Linked DNA regions of Mus musculus: region 1 is linked to region 2. A link is a loop called in an ENCODE intact Hi-C map of the cell type or tissue named here. Cell type or tissue: gastrocnemius. All regions are shown on one strand. Links, peaks and the distances in the headings refer to the core of each region. The heading gives the core; the rest is flanking DNA. Region 1 has its middle 270 kb from the start of Gm39658. Region 2 has its middle 31 kb from the start of Erbb4.

The links. Peaks named below come from ENCODE experiments on the same cell type or tissue, not always from the same donor. Only the 100,000 strongest peaks of a DNase experiment are listed, where the experiment ranks them.
Region 1: a loop joins it to region 2, with 6 times the contacts of the local background. A loop is called at or near these places in 19 of 42 quality-filtered maps.

What each region holds. Positions count from the first base shown.
Region 1 is chr1:67,637,438-67,642,830 of GRCm38, reverse strand. No RefSeq gene overlaps it. Among named protein-coding and RNA genes, the nearest start is that of Gm39658, 270 kb to the right of the region's middle. In gastrocnemius, for the core only: a CTCF peak has its summit at 2,280 (motif pointing left); no DNase peak of the experiment used is centred there.
Region 2 is chr1:69,136,803-69,142,195 of GRCm38, reverse strand. No RefSeq gene overlaps it. Among named protein-coding and RNA genes, the nearest start is that of Erbb4, 31 kb to the right of the region's middle. In gastrocnemius, for the core only: a CTCF peak has its summit at 3,105 (motif pointing right); DNase peaks (open chromatin) are centred at 656 and 3,148.

The sequences.
Region 1 (5,393 bases), core at 292-5,291, 1.5 Mb after region 2:
GGCTATTGATCCCAGCAACAGCAGCCTGTCTTCCTGCCCAGATCCACTGCTGGTTGTTCTCCGATCCATTTTTACCCTAGTCCTGCTCTGTCTAGGGGTTTTTCATGTCTCTCCTTGCGGTTACTTGTCAGCGGGCTTCTAGCTGCATTAGGGCAGTGAAAGGTATCCAGGGAAGCTGGGGAGGAAGGAAGAACTCAGAGCGAGCCTGTGATTTTTGTGCTTCTGGCAGACTCTTAGGCAGTGCTTGGACCTAGTCTATGAATCCAACTCCTGACGCATTCTCCTGTGTCTACAGCTTCCATCCTTAGCCCTGACTTCCTCGCTAGTAACTTTTGGCTGTGACAGTTCCCCAAAGTGCCCGCAGGTTGAGCAAACCATTGGCTTCATGCTGCAGCTTACCTTGGTGTCTGTGGACTACACTAGAATGCCTAGTCCTTATCTCAGTAAGCAACTCTCAAATACCTGTTATGTAGTTAGGAAGATGGCTCATTAGGTATAGTGTTTTCTTTGGAAGCATGATCACCAGAATTTATGTAAATAGCATGGTAAGCAGAGAGTGTTTATATCCTTAGAAGTGTGGAGACAGAGATGGGCATGGACCTTGCTAGGCAGACACACTTGCCTATTTGGCTAGTGAGAGACACTTTATGAAGCAAGCACAGCAGAGAGCTCTTGAGAATGAAAAACAGATTGTCTTCTGATCTCCACACATACAGAAAATTCACGTGCGTGTATGCACCCACACAAAACATACACAGACACACGTAGGCACACACACAGACACACACATGCAGACACACCTCCTTGTTGTAAACCCCGAAAGAAACGTCTACCCCTTGAAATCTATTTCAATTCTCAGAAGCCATGAGCATGACCAGTCATCATCAATATGGCATGCTTTGAAGTCAGGTCTCGGAAACACTGGTGGGCAATAAGATTTCTATATGAACAGGTGAAGGCGCGGCATCAGAGTGATGCAGGCACAACTATTAATATGACTTCAGTTATGCTGAGGACTGGGACATTTAGGTCATAACAATGATCCCACTTTGAACTGTATTGCTATTGATTTGTTATGTTAAATGCCATTCAATGCTTTTCTATAAAAACTAATTGAATTACCATTCTGTCGATGGAAAACGAGAAACTGAAGATGCATTGATCCAATGATGTCCTTGTTATTGTTGCAAAAGATAAGCATAAACTTTTGAGCTCAAGCACCCGAGTCCAGTTCTACTTTGCTCCTTATCTTACTCAGTAAGATCTCTGAGAACTCCTAAGGCCACTATAATTTAAACTCATAGCTTGATAGGAGTAGTCAGCCCTGGTTAAATGCCATCAATCGCTAATGCAGTTTGGACAGTTTAATTATGTACTTGTCTGAATCCTTGACATGCTTTGGGTGACTTCAAAGCAACGTAGTTATCTTGGGCACTAACATTTGCAAAGTGTTTTATAATGGTTTTTATTAGTGCTTCTTCACATTATATCACTATAAGACATATGAAGAGGTTAAGTAATTTGACCAAGACTAACCTGAACTGACAAGAAAAATTGAGAACTAAAACAATTAGCTAAACAGTTCAAGTAAGATTAAAATACAGCTGGGGGGGGGGGGCGTTGGAAGAGCAGAGGGGGCAGTTTAAATTGCTAACTACTTGACAATAACTCACGCTTTCAGATGGAAGAGTAAAAATCTGTGGCCTCTCAAATTAGTGTCAGGATGTTTTGTGTATTTTAAAGCTGTTTTTAATGACATTTGTCTCGTGGCAGGCTCATGGGTGTGAACACTGCGAGCGCTCAAGCTGGAGAAACTTGATGGGAGTGTTGTTTGTTCCCTGGAGCTGGAGGGACAGGCCACTATGAGCAGTCTGAGCTGGGAATTGAACTGTGCTCCTCTAGAAGAGCAGGGCACATTCTGGCCTATCTCTCCAGTCCTGCGGATTTTAAAATAACATTCTTGTCCCACTTTAATATACAATGTAATGGGTTTTTGTGACACTTTTATACATGTAAATCAATCGACTTCATTATTTGTCCTCCTTAACTGCCCTCTGCTTTCCCTCTTACCTGCTCTTGCGGATCTTTTGCTCCTCCCAGATAGCTCCTCCTTCTGTTTTCTTATCACAGTCGTTCTTTATTTCTCTTTTTATATTCAACCCCATTATTTATATTTGCGTGTGTTTCGTAATGTCTGCTCTTTATTTTAAAGTATGAACCTTTGCATTCTATTTACAGTGTCCTTTTCAAGCCATTACATATTTATATCGCCACCTAGTGGACATATCTGTAACGAATGCAGAATCCTGTACTCTGTGGAAAAGGTAAGAGATAGCCTAAGTGTCTCAACCCACTGTCTCACCGAACCTAGATTTTTTTTTTAACTATAAATTCCCAGAGAAAGACACGTCGGAATTATTTCTTGACAGATCTTGCCTCCTCAAGGAGAAATAAATAAATGAAGACCCCCACCAGCTAGGAAAACGCAAACATATGTTAAAGTCATTAATGGCTGTGTGGCTTCTGTTGTCAGCAGCAAGATATGATGACACTACTGATCTTTTTCCTCATTTTGAGGTGTTAACATGGAGAATAATTACAACAGTGGAGACAGAAAGGGCAGTATTCTCAGAAGCAGAGTGAAAGGATAAATTTGATCCCATTGCATCTCTCCTGCTATAAACAACGCGTTTTTACAGAAAATAGATGTGATGCTTTCATCATGACACACAGATCTCGGCCCGCTCCCCTTTAGCCGGGATTCTCCTTCCGTGTTCCTTCTTGCTTCTCTGGCTTTTCTTTAGGGCAGAACTGAATTCACTTAAAATCCCAGCTTGTGTTAGTCAGCTTTTGTGTTAAGACAAAATTTCTCAGGGTCATTTCTGCGGGATATTTTTTCTGAAATCTAATATTCTTCATATGTCCAAGGCACTAAGAGTTCATGCCTTTGCCTTTTCAGATAATGGTCTCCTTGTAACTGACAGGCATTTTAAACAGGAATGAACTTCTTTCTGTTGAATCAGCCCCTCTCTTTCCACACAACTCTGCTAGCTTTGTGAGGCGCAGTTACCACAAACGATACATGAAAAGTATCCTCTAGGTTAGTGTCTTAGCCATTCTGAGAGCAGAGGAAGAAGCCCAACTCACACCCTTTACCTGATCCCTGTACTCTGGTTACTAGCAACTGCTAGTATCAAAATTGATACATTAGGTTAGTATTTTATACCATTTCTTTCCATCTATTGCTTTTTTAATTGTCATCAGAAATAATAATTAAATGTGATAGGAAGTTCAACCAAGAGATAGTTGGTAACTAAAATAATGTAAAACATTGAGAATTTAAAATTAGCTTAGGCATGAAGCAAAAAATTCCACAACCAGTGATTACATTTGTTTTGTTTTGTTTTATCACAAAATAAATGCAGAAAATGTTTGGAATTTCTGGGAAAGCGAATAACCTGTACTGAGACTCTAGAGATCTGACAGTGCACATGCAGGTGAACACTGAGGAGGATGTGTGATAAAATCATCCCCCTTGCAACTTAATGCATTTCCAAAAATTTAGGCCCTTCCTCTGTGTCTCTTCCTCCTTTTTTTTTAAGATTTATCTATTTATTATATGTAAGTACACTGTAGCTGTCTTCAGACACACCAGAAGAGGGTGTCAGATCTCGTTAAGGATGGTTGTGAGCCACCATGTGGTTGCTGGGATTTGAACTCTGGACCTTTGGAAGAGCAGTCGGGTGCTCTTACCCACTGAGCCATCTCACCAGCCCTCTCTTCCTCCTTTTAATACAACTTTCTGCCATTCCTAACTCTCACTAGGACTTTTGACATTTAAAAGCAACTTTGAACGCATGAAATTCCTTAATTCACATGGGCTTTCACATAGTCTTTGGAAAGTGAATATGTGTGCACATGTGTACATGTGCATATGCATATATCTGTGCATATGTATGTAGATGTGTGTGTGTGAGTGTGGGTCTGCGTGTGTGTCTGCATATATGCATGTGACTGTATGAGTTCATACACTTTGATGCTTTCCCTCATTGTAAGCTATAACTGAGCAAAACGAAGACATGACTCAGGCAGGAGAGGATCATAATTTACGAAAAAGCACTTTTGAAGGAAAAAAAAAATCCCCTACTTCCTTCAATATAAAAAAATCATGACTGGCCTCCTAAGAGTAGTTAATATAATCACCATGAACTTGACTCGACTTGGTGTCACCCAGGAGACACACCTCCGGATGTGTCTTTGGGAGCCTTTCCAGAGATGTCTAACTAAAGAGGAAATGCTTTGAGTGTGGGGGGCACCACCCAGCAGAATGGTACTCAGATGGGTAAACAAATGGTTAAACAAAAAACAAATATCAAAAGGCTGGAAGAGCATTGCCACGCCCCTTTTTAGTTGGGACCACAGACCAAGCCAGTTCTGCTCCCAAATATCCCTCCCAAGATACAGCCAATAAAATCCCCTGTCCCTAAATTGTTTCTCTTTAGATGTTTGGGCTCAGAAACAAAGTAACAGGTCCAGCTCCAAACACTCATGATCTCATATAGACCGTTATTTTTAGCAATTTAATCGAGGTGTTTAAGTAACGTGGGGGCCCCAAAGCTAAGAATCGGTTCTATTTTCTCCCCCCATCTTAATCCTAAGAACCTTCTCAAATCTTTATCCAATTTCACCCTATCTTTCAGTGTCATCTTTGGGTAAGAAACCAAGGCTATACTTTTACAACATCCGTATTAACTACTGATATTCAATGCACTAATATGTATCCTGTAGAGTAGATATGATTTGTCCCTTCCAAAACTCATACTGAAACATGACTGTTAATATAATAGCATTTTGAGCTGGAGCTGCCATTGAGAGGTAATTAAGTCTTGTGACATCACCTTCATGAAGTTGGATGCTTTTCTTGCAGGGTGGGCAGAGGCACCCGGGATATGCATTCTTATAATCAAGGCCACCCCTATAATCCAGCTCTTCTCCATGAATCCACTGGTCTGCCATGAAACAGCACAGGGTATTCACCACAAAACCAAACAGATGCCAGGGTAATGCTGTATGATTTCCTAGTCTCAAGGACTGTGGTCTGGGTGAATCTCCTTCTTTGTAAACTACCTTAGTCTCTGGTACTCTGTCCTGACAATGGAAATGAGACTCTAACAACATGATGGCATTCTTCCCCTGAGCAATTCTGCTCTTTTTCTCAAGATAGAAAGTGATTTTTTATTTTTATTTGCTTTGTATCATTGATTCTCCTTTCCTTCCTGACATATTCTCTCCAAATTCCCAAATTCATCAGGCAACCCACTATGTGAATCCCTTTGATGAATTCTCTTCCTGAACCTTGTGAATTGCTACTGTTCTCTAGAAAAACATACCTC
Region 2 (5,393 bases), core at 308-5,307:
AGTTAAAGCCAAGAGTTAAAAAAAAAATCACACTCTCAAGTATCAAGTTGCAATTATCTTAGGGCAATATAGCCTCCCATTAACTCCTTGACTGTATCATCAGAAGTAGGAGGAAAAGGAAAATGAGGGAGAGGAACATAGCATCAGAGGAAGATGTGGGTAGAATTTAACACAGGAATTCATGTCTGAAGAAGGCTTTTGGTGAGATAGGTGTAGGTATGAAGAATCTTACTGGAAGAGATGCTATTACTAGAACTCTGCCTGGTGCACATTACCTTCTATGGTCTATGTGCCTAGGAAACTATGTGTATGCATATGTGCCTATGAGCCTTTGTGTATGAATATTTCAGTTGAGTTGATCTGGTTACTCTAAGCAAGAGCAGGTATTAAGTTAATGGTAACCAAATTTATCTGTTGACAATTCTCTATCCCATAAAAGTATATAAAAACAATTCAAAATGTCTTTTCCCTACCATGACAGCAAAACCACTTTTAATTATTTCCAGCCATGAATGTTTACTACTCAATATCTTACCAAGAGTAGTAACAAGAGAAACAAATTGAGGACTCTGTGATAGCATTCTATTGCTGCTTTAACAAACTATCACAAATGTGATTTAATCAATGCAGACTTCATCTCTACAGGAATCTGGCACAGTTCCTGCAGGTTAAGATCCAGCTTATGTGGGATTTCAGTCCTTCTCTAGCTTGTAGAGTCTCCATGATTCTTAGCTTGCAAGGCCCTTTTTCCTTCTTTTAAACCATCAATGGCAGATCAAGATCTTGCCTTGTAACCTTATGCCATCAATGTTTTTCTTAAAGCTTGTGTGTGTGTGTGTGTGTGTGTGTGTGTGTGTGTGTGTGTGTGAAAATATACCATGACAAGGGCAACTATCTCTATCTCTACATATCTAATCTACATCTATCTATATCTATGTATCTATGTATCTATGTATCTATGTATCTATGTATCTATGTATCTATGTATCTATGTATCTATGTATCTATGTATCTATGTATCTATGTATCTATCTATGTATCTATGTATCTATCTATCTATCTATCTATCTATCTATCTATCTATCTATCTATCTTATTGGGGCTTGCTTACAATTTTAGAGGCTTAATTCATTATTGTCCACAGCGGAAAGCATGGCAGCATGCAGGCAGACATGCTGCTGGAGAGGTAGCTGAAACTTTTACATCTGTATCCACGGGCAGCAGGAAGGACTGTGAGCCATAGACCTTGCTTGAGCTCAAAGCTCACCCTTAGTGACACAATTTCTCCCACAAAGCCTCACTTCATTCAAAAAGGCCACATCTAATCCAACAAGGCTCCATCGAATATTGCCACCCCCTATGAGCCTAGAAGAGCCATTTTATTCACATTACCATACCACAGTCAAGTACCCAGCAATTTTGTTGAATTCACTCCAATAAGATCAGTTGACTCATAGCACTAAATATCTACAAACCCAAGGTTCTTTCATCGCACAAGATAATAGGTCTGCATGTTCTAGGTTTAGTGCATGGGGCATCTTTGGAGAAGCTATGTTCTGCATGTCTACTATACAAGAGTACAGTGCTGAAAATGACTGTGTTCTGCAAAGTCACTCATTAAAAACAACAAGGCAAGTCACCCTTAAAACTTACCAAATTTAGTGGCTAGAAGAAAAATAACTCTTAAGAATCACACGTGGACGTGCGTGCGCGTGCGTGCGTGCGTGCGTGCGTGCGTGCGTGCGTGTGTGTGTGTGTAAAAGTACACTAGGAATCATGAGAAGGATAAAAGAGGTTTAAAATTAACGAGGAGGGGGGCATAAGAGAATAACTGGATATTTGTTATTAAAGTAAAAAGATTACTAATGAAAGGGAGAGGAAGAAGAGAGACAGAAGGCATATGGGGGACAAATAGGGACACATTGAGCTTTGTGTATGTGTGTGTGTTGTGTGTGTGTTGTGTGTGTGTGTGTTGTGTGTGTATGAGAGAGATAGAGGAAAGAGAGAGAGACACAGACAAACAGACAGACAGACAGACAGAGAGAGCAGAGAGACTTGGGGAGATTTGTCAGGTGTATGGGGGAGGATATGTATGGAGGGAAGAAGTAGGAGTGTATAATATACAGAATCTATATGAAACTCTCAAAAACAAAGTCTCTGTTACAGTGACTTACCATAATGAGTCAATATATATCCATATTTATTTAGTGAAGGGCCTCTGAAAATTTGCCATCTTCAATGCCTTACATCCAAGATGAATTTATGGTGAGACATTGTGAAATCATTACAAAATCCTAGTCACAGGGAGGAATTGTGGACATCTGCTCTAGGGACCCATATCATAAAAAATGAAAACAAGCCCCTATAACTAGAGATGCCATCAAAAGTAAGACTTAGAGGACTAAAGGGAAGGAGATGGTGACAGTGTTGTGTTGAAGATGGGGGGGGGGGGTAAGAAAGCCGGGAGAATAACGCAGAGTGTAAGAGGTGAAGCTCTCTAGGGTAGAAGACTGAGTTTTAGTGTTGGCTCAGAAGTAACTTACCATGTTGGGCTTAGCTCGAAGCGATTGAAATATATCTCAATTCCATATCCTCAATAACTTATTTATGGCGCTTTATTAATTCATCAGATATATCCAGTGCACCTGTCATGGCAACAGCGGTGCTACCAGTAAGAGATACATGGTATTTCCCCCTTAAACCTCTAGGAGTTGAAACTGATATTAAATTAATAATCACAGAATGGAACTGCAAACTGCCCAAAGCTGCTATGGAAAGGGGCGGTGCTCTAGGAACATCAGGAAATAACAGCATGTGATCTATGGGTGGTATGGTATTGGGTAGCTGATACTGTATTTAGATAATAATCACAAAAGAATGGACTTTGGGAATGTAGCTGATACAGAAAATGACCACTGTCTGCTAGAACGTGGAAACAATTTGATTAACACTTTGAATTTCTTTGGCTTAAAAATTATGACTTGTCAAAATCCAGTCTATGAAGCATCTCTATGTGAAAAGGTAAACACGCACCAATATTTCATAACTGCTATAAAATCCTTTCCCAACTTTTTTTTAAACCAGCAGTTGGTTTGATATACTAGATAACCACTAGAGGGCAGTGCTGCCCTTTGTTCAAAGGAGTTGGTCTTGTCAAGCTAGGCTTTCACCCTTGGGTGTGGGGGCAGGGAAAGAAAGACAACCTTTGTGAAATTGGGAATAAGGGTGAAAAACTACTTCTTCAATATAAAAGAAAGCATAACTTTTCAAAGTCTGGCTTTGCTATTAATTTTTAATTGCTTTTAATTTTTCAAAAAAGCTTCAGGAATTTACGAGAATACCCTCAAAAATGTTGATTTTGACTTTGTTATACTTTAAAACTCAAGTTAAAAAGTGTGTCTTGCTATTTCTTTTCCTAAAGCCCTTTGAAGACTTTGTTTTGTAATGGGAAATATTTGCATGTACTCTGTTCACTGTTCTGTCTGCAGTAGTAAGTGAACTTGGAAAAGGGACTTAATAATTGTGACTGTAATACTTATTATTCCTATATCAAATAAGAATAATATTACAAGCACTTTCATTACACAGGGGAATTTAAGTTTCATTAATTTAGAATTATTACTATAGAAAATTGAGGGAGAGTCCCTCAATAACATACGAACAAGAAGTGGCTTCAAATTCTGTTGTATGAACAATTATTAATGACTGTAATTTGTGGCTCCTTTTGCAGTTGTTTTAATTAGCCTTAGTAATTATACTTTCATCTTAGCAGAAACATCATGTAGAATAATTCTATGTGGATTTTTACTTTATTTCTTTTGTGTGTTCTACATATGTTTGTCTTTTAGCTGATTGCTTGCAATGGGTGAAGCACCCAATGCGTTTCACGTGACCAGAAGAGAAAAATCCCATCCCCTGGTGCTCCTGAGCCAAACCCCCTCATAGCAGCATATGACATCTTAGTTGTTTATTTGTATGTTTTAGAATAACTAAATATTTGTTGAAGAAAGCTCTGCTCAACCATATTGCTACTGTTAGACTTGTTTTATCATAAAAATTCAGTAGACTTGTAGAGACCATGGAGGTTATCTGGCAAATAACATCTGTTGAAGTAAAAGTAAAAGTATTGAATTTAAGCTGAGTGCTTCTAGATTGTTTTCTTGGTGAATGCCAAACTCTGTACTAGCCAAAGGTGCTAAATTCCTTTGATTTCTTTCCATGGATAAAAATGCAAGCTTTTCTTTTTCTAAAGAAGGCGCAGAGAGGCTGGAAGAAAGCCTCTGTGGTTAGGATGGGTCCAGGTGTCTGGGACTTCCATGAGGGAGACTTCCAGTAAGTTTTCTGCTTGTACAGGTAAGCCCACAGCTAGACATACATATTGGGAACCTTTGTGGTTTGTTTGCCATTAAACAGAAACAATGCATGCCCAGAAAAATCTTCCAACATTCCTTGGCTACAAAGAGGCACCCAGATATCTATTTTTTTCTCTCGAGTTATAATATATTCTTAATGACAAAGCAAGATTGCTTAATTTTCCATGGTATTTAAAACCAGGAGAGAAAAATATCGCTGAGATTTGGTCTTCCACCCCATTCCCTAAGGGGCTTCTTCTAGAGGAAGAATAGTTTCATGGGGAAAAACTTAATGTAAAAATATGGTTTTCAGTCATAGAGGTGTAAAACAAGAATATGTCAGTAATTGGCATAAAAAAAAAAAAACTTACCTGTCCCCAGGCTGTGTGGAATGAAACAGAGCTTTTGGATGCTTTCAAAATCCAGATACATCAGAAAATAGGAAAGGTCAATATTTATTTCCATATAACTTCAACAAGAGTTTGGTGAGTTGCCTCCCTCAGGAAAATAAACTCTATATGCATAGGACACCATTTATACTTTCAACATTATTACCAACTTGACTACTTCTGTAACTTTTTGTGATATGAACATTGATTTCTTTAATAGACACCCACTGCATGCCTCCTTCACATCCAACACTGTGGTAAGTGCTTTGCCATTGAGAGCTGGGGGACTGAAACTGCCTGATTCAAACACTAGATGCTTTGTGGTTTTTTTCTCCGGAGCTGTCAATCACGCATGTGATCTTCTAGATGTGTGACACCTGAAAACTGCAAATGTTTCCCTCATTTTAGCCAACCAGTAGGAAACAGCCATAGGTGTTTGATGGCTTTATGTAGATTTAGAATTCACTTGGAGGGTCTTTGGGACAGTGTATGGCTGGCACTTGGTTGTGTTTTAGCAGTATATAAAGTATGTCAGTGTATCTGTTTCTTCATTTGTAGGAACACTGGCTGGGCAAAGTCACACAGGAGAAAATGTTAACTATAGTACATTTGCTCAACACGGAAATGGGACAGACAAATTTCTTAGACTTCA